Linked DNA regions of Homo sapiens: region 1 is linked to region 2. A link is a contact called in ENCODE Hi-C or POLR2A ChIA-PET data. All regions are on one chromosome and are shown on one strand. Each heading gives the region's core, a stretch centred on a gene start or an enhancer-like site at or near the end of the contact. The rest is flanking DNA. Distances are from core to core; before and after follow the strand shown.

Region 1 (5,373 bases), core at 79-2,578, 200 kb before region 2:
GTGAGGCTGGGCACAGTGGCTCACACCTGTCATTCCAGCACTTTGGGAGGCTGAGGCAGGAGGATTGCCTGAGCCCAGGAGTTCAAGACCAGCCATGACAATATGGCGAGACCCTGTTTCTATAAAAAATTAAAAAACGAAATCAGTCGGTCATGGTGGTACAGGCCTGTAGTCCCAGCTACTCAGGAGGCTGAGGTGGGAGGGTCACTTGAGCCCAGGAGGTTGAGGCTGCAGTGAGCCATTTTCATGCCACTGCACTCCAGCCTGGATGACACAGTGAGACCCTGTCTCAAAAAAAAAAAAAAAGAAAGAAAGAAAGAAAAGAAAACACAGATTGTGGGGCCCCATCCCCAGAGTTTCTGATCTAATGGTTGGGGTGGCCTGAGAATCTGCATTTCTAACAAGTTCCCAGTGACTGACATGGAGGCTGCTGGTTTGGGAGCCACACTGTGAACACCTGTGCTACAGGAAACGTCCAGCTGGGAGATCACAATTGTTATGCGATGCCTTTGGGCTCATCATTCTTGAGAAAGAATATCCCCTTCCTCTCTGTGAGCTACCCCATCATCCTCTTACATGCTGCCTGCCTCCTTTTAGTTTAGCTGGGGGCACCAGATCCTCAGCCCCTACTCCGCTCCATAGCTCCTCATCTCTCCTGTGGCTCAGAGGAACTCTGGCTCAGTCTTCCACCTGGTCTGGTGCAGAGGGAACTTACTTAGTCCCTGATCACAAATGGGTGACAAGAAACAGACATCAAGAAATGACATTCTAGCAAAAGAAGGAAAATACCCAAATGTGCATCTTGGTTTTTTTCACCACCTGTGCCCCCTTTGTCCTCCCATTCAGATATCTGGCACCATGGGCAGAGAGGATGCTGTAGGGGCACTAGGCAAGGCCATGAGATTCCAGCCCCACTGTTCCCCTTAGCTGCTCTCTACACGATGACAGCTGACTCAGAGTTGGTCACTCCTTCTTGTCTGCCTACTCTTTTCAGCGAGTGGGAGGCTGGGCTTACCTAAGCATAAACAGGCACACACACAGGCATGTTGTTGATGACTAGCAAAACCAGATTGTTTCCCTGCTGTGCACCAGTTTTGTGGAGGCTGATGTATGCTTCCGCAACTCTTCATCGCCTTCCATTTCTCGCTCTCCCCCAAATAAGGCCAAGCGTGTCCCCCTTAACGGCCTAAGCCAGGCCAGCTGTGCCATCCCTGCTGCCTGCATCATTACCAGGCACAGCTTTTGCCCTGGAGTTCAGCTGGCAGCAGAGCTGCTGATGTGCAAAGCAGAATGGAATCCAGCTTGGCTCTCCCGGTTGTGTGGGCTCGGCGAGGCTCTCAGAACGCATACTTGTTTGTGTCTGGAAATTCAACAGCTGCAGCCCAGGGACTCAGAAACCAGATCTGCAGAGGAAGACCACACCATTATCTGCCCCAGCCAACCACGACCACTCTGTGCACCCAGAGAAGGAGAGAAGACTGTATTTCCTCTGCTGAAAGATTGTGTTTTCCAGCTAGTGCTCCTAATGGAAACTGGTACTCTCTTCTAATGGGAGGCCCTGACTTGGCAGGTAATTTGGTCATTAATCTGAATCCTCCAGGCACCTGCCAGAAATACTTCGAAGGTGGTACAGTAGCATAAAGTTAATTTCCAACCTTTCATTTTTAAGATAAGTGAATCTTTATCTGGGGTTTATCCTCTGCCCTTTATTCCTCTATCACAGATCAGAGGGTTTTGTGAATTTACAAAAGTATGCAATATTACTATTCCCAGTCCACTCTAGCAGACCACCCCTCTCCCAGGAACATATTCCAGGGGTGGTAGGACCCATCTCACTAGATCCGCATCTGTTCTCTGATGACATCCACCTGCTTCTACATCCTTTGTGCTTGAACTTTTTAACCAAGTCACCCTCTTAGTGAGGACTCTTCCTCTTTTCTGGTGTCCAAACATGTCACCCTTCCTGTTTTCCTCTGGAGTGTGCTCCGGAGTTGTTTCAAACCACCCCTCCCTCCCCACACCCCCCAAAAAACAAAACTACAAATGACAAGAACAATTGGAAAGTTCTTAAGGGATACTGGCTTTTGCTTTGTCTTGATATTTTCCACTTGTGGTCCAGGGCAGATAAAGAGGGAGGCCTTGTCAGCCCTGCGCTATGGCGTCTGCAGCGTTGAGCAGCTGCGTGTACTGGGCTTTCCTGCGTGGTGCAGACTACCCTGCCCAGGTGCCCCTGGTCCCAGGAGGGGAGGCTCGTGAACCCCGCAGCAATCTCGACTCCGTGTGCTCTGCCCCAGATCACCAGGTCCCTCCAGGAACCTGCAGCATTTCCTTTGCTGTTTGGGAATTCAAAATGGTTTCTCGAAAAATGTGAACAGGAAGGCAGAATTTATCAAAGAGGACTAGATGTAGCACGACCCTTGGATTCCCAGATTTCTGCTGCCACAGACTCATCACTTCTTTTTGCCCCTATGATGAGTTGAAGCTACATTTCGGAACACATGGCCCCAAAAAACAGGAGACGGGGTGAACATCATGAGGACGGTGATGACGTCTTCTATAAGCCTAGGTTACTGGCCCTGAGACGTGTCCTCTGCCCTCCTCCACTCCCACTCTGCCCTGTGTGATGTGGGAGGGAATTCCTCAGGTGAAGACAGGCTCGTCCCTGCCCAGAATTTCCCATCCGTAGCTGCACCGCGGTTAGACACTCAGCTTCCCCAAGCCCCGCATGTGCACCGTCAGTAAGTACCGGGACAGGAAGCAGAGGAAGGGAAGGATGCAGCCGCATTCAGTCCCAGAGAACAGCAGGCCCGGGTTACTCCTCTTTGGTGGCCGGGGCTGAAGGACAGTCTGTCTTATGGGGAAAACTCTCCTCCCCACGTTTTTCTGGGGGCCTCCGCTGAGCTCGCATTGGGAGAGCTGCATGTGGAATGTGGGAAAGAAGAAGTCACCCATCTAAGCCAGCGTCTTCATTGGCTCAATGTTGGTGATCACTAATGCGACAAATACTGTGGTTGTATTGACCGTACATATGACAACATTCTAAACAACACAGGAGAACACAACGAGCAACAGTAAAAACTGGAGGGTCCCGCGAACGGAGTGGGTGGGCTGTGACTCCCACACTTTCCCTGCCCCTGGCCAGCCCCTCCTAAGCACCTGTGTGCTTTCCAGGTCAACACTGCAGAATGACCTGGCCAGACGTAACCAATAGGTGTGGTCCTAAACAGCTGGTACCACACTTCCCTGGCTCGTTCTTCTTCAGGTGGGGAGTTTTTCTGACCTTCCACTTTGGAAAGAGCAGGACTTGCTTAAAACTGAGTGCCGGCCAGCCCACACCCCCTGAAATAGATCAAGGGACTCATCACAGCCACTGCTCAAGTACTGGGAAGAGACATGACACCAGTGCACAAGTGCATTCTGAACCGTAATGACAAGCAGAGAGCAAGAAAGCCACCTGTCTCTTTAGAACATACTTTCCCTCAGGCCTGGGGCTCAGTAGAAAGAGACAGGAAGGTTCCGGCTGGCCTTCCAGCCCCCAGAGCTGCCCAGCCCAGCCCTGGCAGATGCGAATCGCCCCAGGAAAGGAGAGAGGAAAGAAGCCTTCCCCAGACCTCACCGTTCCTCATTCCAAACATCTTGTAAGTCCCAGGGGCACTGAGAGAGTTTGTCCGCAGCCAAACACAACTTCCTGTTTCTAAGAAAGGGAAGAAAAAAAATAGTTGAAAGGGTTTTTGGACACTGGAAATTTCAAGTTTCTGTAAACGCGAATGAATCAGACACATGTGGAATGAATTTCTCCGGAAGTAAGAAAAGATGCTGTGAGTTCCTCTTGCTGGACCAGAAAATAGGAAAAGGGTAGCTGCGGGGGAGGTGCGTCAGAGGCTGCAAGGAGAGAAGCCATGTGGACATGGGATGGAAGAGAGGGTCCCATCAGTGACAAGGTTCAACGAGGCTGCCCTGAAGCCACGTTCTGAAGCTGCTCATTACTCAGAACTGCTCCACCTCTGAAGTCCTACATCAAATCTCCTCCTCCTCAACCACAATCTCCCATCTTCCCAGATCTTTCCCATAAATGCATCCTTCCCCATGCCCTGACCGCCTCCGCACGTGTCCTTCCCCCATCCATCTTTCCTGCTCCTCTGTCTTCAGCTTTCCCTGAGCTGCTTGGACTCCACGTTCAGCGCCTCCACCTCAATCTTGCCAGTGTTCTCACTGCCCTTGCCCCACAGACTCTCTGTGCTGCTCAGCAGGCAGAGCCTCACACGGCACCCATTCCCCTCTCCCCACCTCTCACCTCTCACGTCATCCTGCTACAAGCAGATCCACACCCCGGGGGAATCCCAGCCCTGAGCACACTGGTGCCACCATAAAGTTACAGCGTTTGATGGAAACTGTCCAGCAACCCGAGCAGACCCCCTCTCAGCAATACCGATGGTTGTCCACAGAACTATTCTGCGCTTCCCATGCTCCTCCAGCTCATCCCCATGCCACGCTTCGCTGTGAGTGAACAAACTCACCTCCACTGCTAAGTGGAGCCCAGTACCGTATCTCTTATCATGGAAGGGAGAGGGGACACCAGCTCACCATTAACGGGCCACGTATAGACACGAATCTAGAGGAACATTATAACTCTCTCTTATTTTGGATTCAACAGGCATGTTTCAATCTCTGTCAAGTCCATAGGAGAGTGAAGACTCAGAAGATAACTCCTCCCCCTGATTAAATTAATCCTCCAGCTCTCTGAAGGGCACAGTACATCATGAGATTTAAACACCTAGGTCTAAAACAAAAAAAAACAAAGAAAAAGAAAAATACGCCGGGCACAGTGACTCATGCCGGGAATTCCAGCATCTGGGGAGGCTGAGGCAGGCAAATCACTTGAGGCCGAGAGTTTGAGACCAGCCTGGACAACATGGTAAGACCTCGTTTCTATAAAACATATAAAAAACTTAGCCAGGGCTGTTCCAGCTACCCAGGAGGCTGAGGTGGGAGGATCACCTGAGCCCAGGGAGGTCGAGGCTGCAGTGAGCTGTGATCCTACCACTGCACTTCAGCCTGGGTGACAGAGCCAGACCCCTTCTCAAAAGTAAATAAATAAATACACACCCAGGCTCCCTCATGGCCCAGCTTCTCTACCTCATCCTCCTTGTTGGCCCCTCAGTTTCCACCACTGTTTGGAGTCCTGGGTGTGGCCCTGACATGGTCTGTCAGTCCCTCGGTTCTTTCTAGTTTCACTGTTAGATGGAGATGGTTCTTCAGATCCCAAAGGTGGGTGAGGGGAAGGGGGAAAATCTCTCACAGGGACAGGACCAAGGACAGCATACCTAAGAGAGTAGGCTTTGCACAGTACTAACTGTGGCCTCCTGCTAGCCT
Region 2 (5,151 bases), core at 1,655-4,154:
GGGCATGCTGAGATCTGCCAGGCGAGTTGAGAGGGAACAGACGCCGTGGCAAGCAGGGGTGAGGGAACAAGAAGCAGAGAGGCGGAGGGAAGGCGCCGCAAATGCCCGCGGGGTTCTGTGAGGGCATTGGAGCTGTAAGTCCTGTTCGTTTTCTTTCCTCTCCAAAGACGACAAATGTTCAGCATATGCTGTACAGTGGATTCTTTCAATCTAGCATTTGCCAACTAACGGCCTGCTTCCCTTCATACCCACCCCCTCACGTGCCTTAAGCACCACTGGGCTTAAGGTGTTGCTATCTTCATTACGCGCATGCACAAACAGGATCAGAGCTTAAGCAACTCGCTCAAGGTCACTCAGCTAGTTAGGGGCAAAGCCAACCTTCAATCCTGAGCCCAGGCTGCAAATCCCATGCCCCTTTTACTAAAGGCCTCCATTCCGCCCTGGACAGCCTCATTCTGCCAGGCAGAGGGAGACTGGAGCAGCCCCCCGCCCCGAGACCGGACACGCAGAGGAAACACGGCCTTGGAGAAAGGCCCCAGGCCCTCTGCGGAGCCCTAGGTCAGCCCGAAGCTTACCTCCATACTGGGTGTGTCCCCAGCCCGTGACCCAGATGGCCTTGCCGGCAGGGAAGACATGGGAGGCGTCCGGCAGGCAGATGGGCCGCACCATGGAGCTGTACTCTGCCGGTTTCTCCAGCTCCAGCAGCGCGATGTCATAGTCGAAGGTGAAGTCATTGAAGAAGGGGTGGGAGATGATGCGCTTGAGCCTGCGCTCCTGCACCCCAGGGGCGCTGCGCTGGCTCTGGTCGTGCAAGCCCAGGAAGGCCGTCCACTGCGTGGGGTCTGAGTACCTGGTAGGGAGAGCCGCTATGAGACTGCGCGGTCACTCGGGTCTGTGCACACGGCCTCGCGGCCCCGCGCGTTCCCAGAGGATTCCGCATGGATGAGGCACAGCTGCTGCTACGAGAAGACGATGGGGCCGGCTCTTACTTGGTCTTGACCCTAAGCTAGAAACTACTAAGTGCCTCCAGCTGCAGTATGAAATCCCTCTTGAACTCTTTACCCCCCCTTCCTTGAATACATTTTTAATCTGATGACCAAAAATTAGTTATCTTACGAACCTGATCTTTCACAGGAGGAATAACAGAACAATCAATCCAAATAATTTATTTATTTATTTATTTATTGAGACTGAGTCTCGCTCTGTCACCCAGACTGGAGTGCGGTGGTGGCATGATCTCGGCTCACTGCAATCTCCACCTCCCGAGTTCAAGCGATTATCCTGCCTCAGCCTCTTGAGTAGCTGGGATTACAAGTGCACACCACCACACCCAGCTAATTTTTGTATTTTTAATAGAGACGGGATTTCATCATGGTGGTCAGGCTGGTCTCGATCTCCTGACCTTGTGATCCGCCCGCCTCGGCCTCCCAAAGCGCTGGGATTACAGGCGTGAGCCACCACGCCCAGCCCAAATAAATTTTTAATGTAGTGCTATATAACCTAAGACCAAAATGAATTGAAAAATATGTTGTGTTGTGTCTAAGTTTGTTGCTGGCTATGGAATAGGTTTAGCAATTCAGAAGCTTTTCCACGTGCACTGCAGAGCCGGAGCCCACCCCACTGGGGGGAAAGGGAGGCACAGATGTGGAATGAGATCAGAGATATCAGGAAAGGTTCATGGTTTTTATTTTATTTTATTATTATTTTTTGAGACGAAGTCTCACTCTGTCACCCAGGCTGGAGTACAGAGGTGTGATCTCAGTTCACTGTAACCTGCACCTACCAGGTTCAAGCGATTCTCCTGCCTCAGCCTCCCGAGTAGCTGGGACTACAGGCATGTGCAGCCACGCCTGGCTAATTTTTGTATTTTTAGTGGAAACGGGGTTTCGCCATGTTAGCCAAGCTGGTCTCAAACTCCTGACCTCAAACGACCAGCCCACCTTGGCCTCCCAAAGTGCTGGAATTACAGGCATAAGCCACCGTGCCCGCTGGCTCACAATTCTTAAAAACTGGCCTAAAACCAATACTGTCTCCAGCAGCACCCAGAACTTAGTGTCTAAATATCCTTCTCTATTGAAAGGAACCAGGGCTCCTTGGAAAAACAGCTGATTTCGGATCTGGGGCTTAATGGGAAGCATAAAGCAACCTGGAACATTTTGTTTCTGCAGGAAGCGATCGAGCACTCAAACAGCAATGCGGCCTCACAAAGCTGGCTAAAGTTAGGACAATAAGAACCCCGAAATAAGTGGTGACAGGGTGACACTACTACACAGGTGGAATAATAAAAAAGGGTGGGGTAATCCATCAGTCCACCCTGAGTCTAAAAAGTAATTTCAAAAGAATTTATACAGGGAAAAGGAAAGCTATTCTTTACAGAGAAAAAGCAGCCCCTGGCCGGGCATGGTGGCTCACTCCTGTAATCCAAGCACTTTGGGAGGCCGAGGTGGGTGGATCGCCTGAGGTTAGGAGTTCAAGACCAGCCTGGCCAGCATGGTGAAACCCCGCCTCTACCAAAAACACAAAAATTAGCCAGGTGTGGTGGCCGGTGCCTGTAATCCCAGCTACTCAGGAGGCTGAGGCAGGAGAATTGCTTGAACCCAGGAGGCAGAGGTTGCAGTGAGCCAAGATCGCACCACTGAACTCCAGCCTGGGCAACACAGTGAGACCCCACCTCAAAAAAGAAAAAAAAAAAGAAAAGAAAAGAGAAAGAGAAAGAAAGAAAGAGTGAGCAGCCCCTAAATGCTGAAGAAACGGTACAATAAGGAACCACATTCGCGCCTGCCACAATAATAATCAACAATGTGAGAATCACCAACGGACGCTGAGACGCCGGGCAAAGTACGGCTGGAGAACGAGACACTCACGCTGATTCAAAGAATCACCTGCAGTGTAGTCACGACCAAGGGGGAAGCCCCTTTATGATGGCGAAACCTGTTGGGCGTCCCGAGCCAGGTGCTCAGCCTCCTCTCCCGACCAGCCCCCTTCACGGGGGATCCTGCTCTCCCCGAGTAGGGTACAGCACCGCCCGCGCACTGCTTCCTAACTCAGCCATGAAAACACAGTCGGGAAAACCCAAATTGAGAGGCATCCTGTAAGATAACTGGCCCGAACTTTTCAAAAATGTCAATGCCATAAAAAACCAAAAAATAAAAGGCGTAGAGAAACTGTTCTTGATTAAAATGAGGTTAAAGAAACCTAATGACTAAATACAAGGCGTGACCCTTGACTGCATCCTAGGACTTTTTTTAAAAAGCTCCGAAGAAGGCTGGGCATGGTGGCTCACGCCTGTAATCCTAGCACTTTGGGAGCCCCAGGCGAGAGGATCACAAGGTTGGGAGTTTGAGACCAGCCTGGCCAACGTGGTGAAACCCCGTCTCTACTAAAAATACAAAAATTAGCCAGGCGTGGTGGCAGGTGCCTGTAATTCCAGCTACTCAGGAGACTGAGGCAAGAGAATCACCTGAACCTGGGAGGTGGAGGTTGCAGTGAGCTTAGATTGTGCCACTGCACTCCAGACTGGGCGAAAGAGTGCGTCTCAAAAAAAAAAACAAAAAAAAAAACGTCTAAAGAAGAACATGATGGGCATGATTGGAGGACATTTATGACGCGTACGTCAGCTCGCAGCACAAAGCAATGCCGCCATTTCTCAGTGTGGGACAGCATCCGTGTTTTTGGAGACACAGGCCGAGGCACCTGGTGGGAAGCCTCACAATGGCTGCCCCCAGTTGGGAAATGGTTCTGAAAAATACATGCGGGTGCAAACAGAGAGAAAGCAAACGTGATTAACTCAATCACTGAATGTAGATCAAAGGTATAAGAGTGTTCACTGTACAGCCAGGTGCGGTGGCTCACACCTGTAATCCCAGCACTTTGGGAGGCCAAGGCATGGGGGGATCACGAGGTCACGAGTTCGAGACCAGGCAGGCCACCATGGTGAAACCCCATCTCCACTAAAAATACAAAAATTTAGCCGGGCAAGGTGGCGCACACCTGTAGTCCCAGCTACTCCGGAGGCTGAGGCAGGAGAATTGCTTGAAGCCGGGAGGCAGAGGTTGCAGTGAGCTGAGATCACGCTGCTGCACTCCAGCCTGGGGACAGAGTGAGACTCTGTCTCAAAAAAAAAAGTGTTCACTGTACTAGTCCTTTTTTTCATTCATTGTATTTACAACATTTTTGTAGGTTTGAAAAATTTCAAAATAAAACATTGGAAAAATACATATTTAAAATAGAAAATGTGCGTGACAAGAGAAAGGCATGAAGACCCGCTTCATTTTCCCTCACCTCTCAGGAAGGTCAAAAGGTTACTGAACCACCCAGCCAGGGCACCTCCCCGACCCCGGAGCACTAAACCCAGCCTCTGCCTCCACATCACTCGCGTGCCCACCCGAGCCCTGGTCCACTCTCACTGCCCCAGCGTCCATCACCTTCTGGCCTTTCTTTTTTCTTGAGATGGAGTCTTACTCTGTTGCCTAGGCTGGAGTGTAGTGGCATGATCTTGGCTCACCACAACCTCCGCCTCCCAGACTCAAGCGATCCTCCCACCTCAGCCGCCCCCAAGTAGCTGGGAGTGCAGGTGCATGCCACCATGCTCAGCTAATTTTTGTATTTTTAGTAGAAATGGGGTTTCACCATGTTGGTCAGGCTGGTCTCGAACTCCTGACCTCAGGTGATCTGCCTGCTTCGGCTTCCCAAAGTGCTGGGATTATAGGCATGAGCCACCGCGCCAGGCCCCCTTCTGGCCTTTCTTACAGCCACCTCCCCACGGAATCGCACGCCAAGGCCAAAGCTCAGTTTTCCAACCTAGGCTATGCCCAATCTCGCTTCACTGTAATCTGTTGCCACCAGAAAATGACTTCCCAAAAGCTGTTTTTGTGAGATCCTTTGCGTCCCATTCCACAGCCTAAAAGAATTCCCAAGAGTTGCCAGGTGAGGTCTTGTGACCCACCCAGGCCTTCTGCGTTCACTGTTAATCGACCTGACCTTTCTAACAGTTTCCCAGCCTGCTCACATCCAGCCACGTACTCAACCCCCATCAACTCATTCACTCAACAATCTCTGGGCATCTGTGATGCGATCTATGACCCAGCCTTCAGGTTCACAGTGTACATGTGGAGAGATATGAAAACCACCAATTACAGCGTGACAAGAAGG

The links. A loop is a pair of places that touch in the nucleus more often than their neighbours do. ChIA-PET counts read pairs that join two places held with the same protein, here RNA polymerase II (POLR2A). Pooled maps may share reads with other maps.
Region 1: a loop to region 2 is called in a map of body of pancreas, with 2.4 times the contacts of the local background. The contact joins two enhancer-like sites. A Hi-C loop is called at or near these places in 14 of 168 maps with a recorded cell type or tissue (Calu3, HepG2, PC-3 and 9 more) and 14 of 50 pooled maps. POLR2A ChIA-PET finds 5 or more read pairs at or near these places in 3 of 52 experiments (H1, Panc1 and WTC11).

Annotation. Positions count from the first base shown.
Region 1 is chr11:130,399,331-130,404,703 of GRCh38, reverse strand. It overlaps ZBTB44-DT (ZBTB44 divergent transcript), which reads right to left. Exons shown (of 7, transcript NR_148980.1): 6 at 3,617-3,694; 7 at 1,047-1,403. Among named protein-coding and RNA genes, the nearest start is that of ADAMTS8, 27 kb to the left of the region's middle. Within about 2 kb of position 1,328, at least 14 of the 41 ENCODE cell types and tissues checked have a DNase peak (open chromatin) inside an H3K27ac peak, as active enhancers do.
Region 2 is chr11:130,204,109-130,209,259 of GRCh38, reverse strand. It overlaps ST14 (ST14 transmembrane serine protease matriptase), which reads right to left. Exons shown (of 19, transcript NM_021978.4): 17 at 576-850. Among named protein-coding and RNA genes, the nearest start is that of ST14, 47 kb to the right of the region's middle. Within about 2 kb of position 2,904, at least 2 of the 41 ENCODE cell types and tissues checked have a DNase peak (open chromatin) inside an H3K27ac peak, as active enhancers do.